Linked DNA regions of Mus musculus: region 2 is linked to region 1. The links are chromatin contacts, found by Hi-C or POLR2A ChIA-PET in ENCODE. All regions are on one chromosome and are shown on one strand. Each heading gives the region's core, a stretch centred on a gene start or an enhancer-like site at or near the end of the contact. The rest is flanking DNA. Distances are from core to core; before and after follow the strand shown.

What was found. Hi-C counts contacts between places; a loop is a spot of excess contacts on that map. ChIA-PET counts read pairs that join two places held with the same protein, here RNA polymerase II (POLR2A).
Region 2: a loop to region 1 is called in a map of left cerebral cortex, with 2.9 times the contacts of the local background. The contact joins the promoter of 1110032A03Rik here to the promoter of Dixdc1 in region 1. A Hi-C loop is called at or near these places in 9 of 37 maps with a recorded cell type or tissue (Patski, gastrocnemius, heart and 1 more). POLR2A ChIA-PET finds 5 or more read pairs at or near these places in 4 of 5 experiments (Patski and embryonic stem cell).

Annotation. Positions count from the first base shown.
Region 1 is chr9:50,726,455-50,729,441 of GRCm38, reverse strand. It overlaps Dixdc1 (DIX domain containing 1), which reads left to right and starts at 1,458. Exons shown (of 20, transcript NM_001374656.1): 1 at 1,458-1,656. The coding sequence starts at 1,597.
Region 2 is chr9:50,766,753-50,769,739 of GRCm38, reverse strand. 1110032A03Rik (RIKEN cDNA 1110032A03 gene) reads left to right here and starts at 1,556. Exons shown (of 4, transcript NM_023483.4): 1 at 1,556-1,882. The coding sequence starts at 1,841. It overlaps Fdxacb1 (ferredoxin-fold anticodon binding domain containing 1), which reads right to left and starts at 1,502. Exons shown (of 5, transcript NM_198675.2): 1 at 1,285-1,502; 2 at 896-1,052. The coding sequence starts at 1,456.

The sequences.
Region 1 (2,987 bases), core at 209-2,708:
CTGTAATTTCTCCCTTTTGTCTAGGATCACAAGATGGAATGTAAAATGGACTTTCTTTCTCTCATTCTTTCTTTCTTTTTTAAGATCACTTAGTCCAAGCATGCAAATGACTAGTGTTCTTAAAAATAAACATCAGAGCTGTGACCTCAGCCAGGCCACACGAGAAAGAGGCTCTGTTACACCCAAGGGTGGATGCTTTTACCTGACAATGTACAAGGGCATTCTTGGTGCTTTATTTTAAAACTCACTTATAAAGTATGTGTTCCTTTCTTTCCTTCTTTCTTTCAAGAGCAGGTCTCATCTATATGGTCTGGAACTATATGTGGCTGACCTGGAACTTGCTATATAGACCAGGCTAGCTTTGGACTTAGAACCTCTAGAGTGTTGATCTGGTGTGTGTGTGTGTGTGTGTGTGTGTGTGCGCGCGCGCGCACGCGCGCGTGTATGTGCATGCATATGATAGGTGTATACCCCCATGCTGGCTCTTAGAAATTATTTTATTATAAAACCAATTAATTAGTGTGTGTGTGGGGGGGGTGAGCGTAATGTGTGCCTGTGCCCGAGAGATGTGAGTTCTCCCTTTCCACCTTTGCATGGCTCCAGGATTGAACTCAGGTGTCAAGCTTTTACAAGAGCCTTTATCCCCTGAGCCATCGTGCCCAATCTTACCCCTTAGCATTTATTTTGTAAAAAAGATAGAAGATCCTTGGTGTGCCTCTGACGTTTCTATTATGATGGTATGATTTGTTTAGCGCTGTTCAGTTACTTATAGTCTACAGTTACTTACAGAGCCCCAGCCCCAGCCTCTCTCCTCTGGCCCCTTTTTATTGTTATTTCTTGTCATTCTATTTCCTCTTATTTAAATTGCTTCATTCTCCAACCCCGAGTGGGAAAAGGTTGCTGGTTGTCTCACTCTCAAGCCCTGCGTGGAAAAAGGTTGCTGTTAGTCTGGAGAATGGAGTAAGGGGTGGGTGGGGTAATCCTGTGACTCACTCCTTTCCCCACCCACCTTGTGATGAGGTGCTTGCAGCCTTAAATGAGCAAAGTGACTACATACGTGTGTGTGTGTGTGTGTGTGTACGTGCGTGTGCGTGTGCGTGTGCGTGTGTGTGTGTGTGTGTGTGTGTATGTGCGTGTATGTGCGTGCACACGCTCGGGGACGCCCGCCTCCAAACGTGCAGTGTAGTGATTGCAGGCATATGCTCAGGCTGGCAAGCCCGCTTGTGTCAGCGCGGATGTGTGTGTGTGCTCACGCGTGTGTGAATGCTCGTTGCGAGCACCCGTGCGGAGCCTGCGTGCGCGCCCACGGCTTCCCCGCACTCCCTGGAGACCCGGGGCTGCCTGCTAGCGCCTCTTGCCTGTGCGCAGCGCGCGCCCTGCTGTTTCTATAGGAACCAGCACAGCGCCGGGCCCCTCCGGCTGCAGCCCGCGCGCGAGCATGCCCAGTGCAAGCCGCTAGTTTGGCTCGGGTCTAGGTTTCCAGTAAGTGGCATGCGGGACTCCAGAGAGCTCCCAGGGAGCTGAGCTGATCGCCTTTGTGTACAGAGGGAAGAGACGGTGGCGTGACCCCACCCGGGAAGCCCCGCGGCAGGAACAATGCTAGCCTGCTTGACCCGCGGGAACTTACTGGACGTCCTGCAAGAGGGCTTCAATGAGGTAACTGCCCTGCTCCTCCCACCCCCAGCTCCCGGTCACCCCGCGCCTCCCGCCTAATCTCCCGAAGGGAATCCTGGGGGGCGGTGAGGGGCATCCTCCCGGGGAGCCCATTTAAGAGCCTGGGTGGTAGAGTCAAGGAGGTAGGTGTGGTGCAGATGCATCAACCCGAGGACATCAGAAAGGCGGTGGGCCTCCTCTAAACTGGAGGGATTGAGTACCTTCCCGAGGTGGGAAGGGCAGGCAGGACTACGGACTCAGAAGGCATCTTCTTGCCGAAAAGGTGGTCCCCACGCCTCCCAGGGACTCTCCAGGGACATCCTAGAGGGAAGCCCTGAACAGATGCGGCAGAGCTCTATTTCAGGCGCTAAGCGGATGAGTCACGGGAGGGGTGCGGTGGCGTGGCATTGGTAGAAAGTTTGAAAGAGGGTAGGAGACTGTGGGTGGTCCACATGAGGGGTGAATTTCCTGAATCCTGCACATCCACGTGCGAATTTCCTGAATCATGCACATTAGATTTCTCCACCACTGAGGAGGACAAGGTTGGCTGAGAGGACCAACCTGGGCCTCAGGCCCAGTTTCAGGAGCTAATATTAGTGTGATTCCCTTCTGTGAGAACTGTGGTGGGGAGCTGCAACCTGACAGGAAAGGTGGGCCAGGATTGACCCAAGCAGGCTCTGTTTTCTCTTCAAAAGTTTCTCTCAGAATTCTGTTACCTCTTCCATTTGCTTCTTTTGTGACTCAGGCTACTCTTGTTTGCTCCTCAGTCATCCTTTGGTTGCTTTAGGCCTGCAGCCGCAAAGGCATAAGCTATTGGTCATGGCTTCCTGCCTTTTCCCTCAGTTCACCTTTCCCTTCTCTATGGGTTTCTTAAATTTCAGATTGTGTGTGTGTGTGTGTGTGTGTGTGTGTGTGTGTGTGTGTGGTGGGGGCCTTGGGGATGCTACCAAGGTGTTTTACCAGTACTCCACTCCTCCACCCTTTACAACAGCCCTTGTGTTTTTAGAATCAGTTTTTAGTCAGATAATATAAACAGCCCTGTGTGCAGGGGTGACTGAAACTAGGACCTTGCAGTATGACTAGGGGCTTGATCACTGAGCTACATCCTAAACCCATTCTCTTCTTAAATATTAACATTATGGACAAGATGGACGAGCCTTTGTGCCCTTGCCGTCTCTCACCCCCTTCCCAACCTTTCCCCTAGAGGCAACCAGCTATTCTCATGAATTTCCATGTAGGTTTTTTTTTTTTCTACAGCTGCACGGCAGGCTTCCCCCTTGATCCCTGTTTCTAATTAGGAGATCCTACATTCTGACCTGCCTTAGAACCTTCCC
Region 2 (2,987 bases), core at 307-2,806, 40 kb before region 1:
CAAGGCTCTGGCTCTAATAATCACCATACACACTCATCTATACTTCAACTCCCACTTAAAATACTGCCTTTGCTAAAAGTTTCTCAACACCTATAGCCCAGTGGAGCCGAATACAGTTTGGAATACTGATGTTAAAGTACTATTTTAAATTCATAATCACTTTAAGCTGCTATTAATAGCCAGTTTATAGATTGGGGTGGGAGGAGAAGCAGGTAAGGGCTACACCTGACGACAGTTTTAACTGGTAAGCAGCGAGCTAGGATTTGAACCTAGGCCATGTGACTCTTAAATCCAATCTTGTCGTCATCAAGCTATACTGACTCTTACGATTTGCATTTTTTAAAACCTTTTTGAGGTGGGCTGAAAGATTCAGCAGTTAAGAGCACTAGCTGTTCAAAAGTTCAATTTTCAGTACCCATATGATGGCGACACCAATCAGTACTCTAGTCCCAGGGGAACCAATGTCCTCTAAGGAGGCACACAACTGTTGCACAGACATGCATGCCGACAAAACACCCATATCCATATTTAAAAACACACACACACACACACACACAATTTGGGTAATGGTGCTTGCCACCAAGCCTAGTAGCCAAAGTTCTATCTCCTGGATACACGATGGAAGGAGGACCCGCTTCTGTAAGTTGTTCTCTGACCGCCACACTCATACACACACTAATTTTTGAAAAATAAACTTGCCTTTTCCTTGTAATTTATACTTTAACATCTAGGGTTATACGTAAATCTTTAAGACAAGATTATGGTTTTCTCTGGGTTTTATCTTCTTTCCTCGTGTATTCTAGCAACTTATTTCCCCAACGACAAAGTTTGTGTGCAGTGATTTGGTTATGGGAACCTGGAAACATTTTCTATGCCAGGACTCGTCTTGCCTCACCTCTGGAAAAACTTGGCAAGCAGTTCCCTGTTCTTAGCTACTCCAGCTTTTCGTCCACAGTGCGGGAAGTTGAAATAAATTCGATCAAAATCCCTATCGTCGGCTGGCAAGGCATGTGACAGCTGGGTACAGTCCACACCAAAACGCACTTCGACACCTGGCAAGGTTTAAAGGCGTGAAATAGAGACCAAAAGACGTCTTAAGATCTGTAAACCTGGACAAACACCACCACTCAATGCATGGTTGGGTTGCCAACAATGCAGCCCAGCCCAGACCTGAGCACACACGCGCATCCGCCTGAGCGCCCCCAGGAGGCGCCCTCGAGTTCCCCGCGCGAGCCACACCCTTACGCTCCGGGCGGGCCCTCGGGGCGGGCTGGGACTTGCTACCTCGTTCGCGCAGGCGCTTTAGGTTCTCTAGCGCTACCGGATCTCCCTCCAGAGCCGCCCGGTGCTGGAAGCCGGTAGCGGTAACACTGACGCTGGGATCCAGGCCGTCGATCAGAGAAGCGGCGAAGGAGAAATTCCCCTCCCCGACCAACAGGAGGCGCCGGGGAAGCATGGTCTCCTCCGGCTTACCTGCCGGCGCTCTCCGGGGCGCACATTTCTTACGTCACTTCCTTCGCGTGGGCCTCGTCTCCCTCCCCTCCCCACTCCACCCGGCACTAAGTGATGACGCATCAACAGCTTGTTACCAGGATAAACATTTGGAGCTACTGCTCGGGAGCTTCGAGCGGGGAAGTAAAATGGAGCTCTTGGCCTTGCCCCTTCACCTTTGTGCGCCTCCAAAGGCTCGTTTTCTTTTCAGTACTCGGACGGCCCAACACGGACGGCCCTGAGCGTCTTCGCCATTCTTGCTTGAAGCATAACTGTCACTAACTGAGGGGTGAGACGAGTCCTGCGTATTCCAGAGGCTCAGGACGCTGTAACTGCACCATCTCCTGACATGGCTGTCTCCTGTTCTCTCAACCACTCAACATATCTCCAGGTGTTTATATATCCTATTTTCAAGAAGTAACATTGAACGCCTGTCTTGTTCCATAGCACTGTGAGAGCAACTAGGTGTATGGATGAACTGGAAGTGGCCTGCCTGCTGTCAGATGACAAATGCACACAGCAGAAGAGGCAACTCGAATAGAATGGGGTGTGTACCCACCGTGAGTGAAGGAATTCGGGATACTATGAATGAAGCATACACAAGGGGAAGCCCTACGAAGCTGGGGAAGGGAGACATAGATTCCCTGAAGTTAGCCTGAGCTGAAAGCTAGTTGGGGGAGGGGAGCTCGTTTTAGTTAGGTAAAAAGGATTAAAAAGGCAGAAGGAACAATGTTCATAAAATCATAGTTAAAAAAAAAAAAAAGTTATGTTTGACTGGTTGAACACAGTTGGCCGGGAGACGGACTAGCAGGTGACACTGTAGAGTTAAAAAGGAAGCCAGACCAAATTGAGTGTTTTAACCATTTAATAGCCTAGACCCTATTCTGAGAATATAGAAATATATTATAGAATATAGAAAGCCACTAAATGACAGCCAGCAGGAGGTCTCAAAATGTAAAATGAAAAACTTTGAATTCATTTGAGAAAAAATGAAGCTACTTTATTGATTTGGTAAGGGCTTTTTGTCCTTGACAATCCTGATCAGGTGACCTTCAGAAAAATCAACTTTCCTCCCAAAATCACGTTTGAAAAGACAATCTAGCACTCTAACATTGATCAGATGGGCGTGTCTATCTGGAAGTAGTTAGCTAAAAACTGAAAACCAGCCACCACAATAACCAAGTATAGCCAGCTGTGGTGGCACACACCTTTAGTCCCAGTACTTGGGAGGCAGAGGCAGGTAAATTTCTAAGTTCAAGGCCAGCCTGGTCTACAGAGTGAATTCCAGGACAGCCAGGGCTACACAGAGAGACCCTGTCTCGGAAAAAGGCCAAGTATTCCATTTCTCATTACTAATGAATGATTCCCATCTCAAGAACCCACCCTGGGCTGACCTAGCTAAAGAATACTCAAAAGACCATAAAAAAATGTAAGGATGCTCAAGAATTTGCAAAGAAATATGGGAGAAAGTGACCTATAGACTAAACTGCCATGAG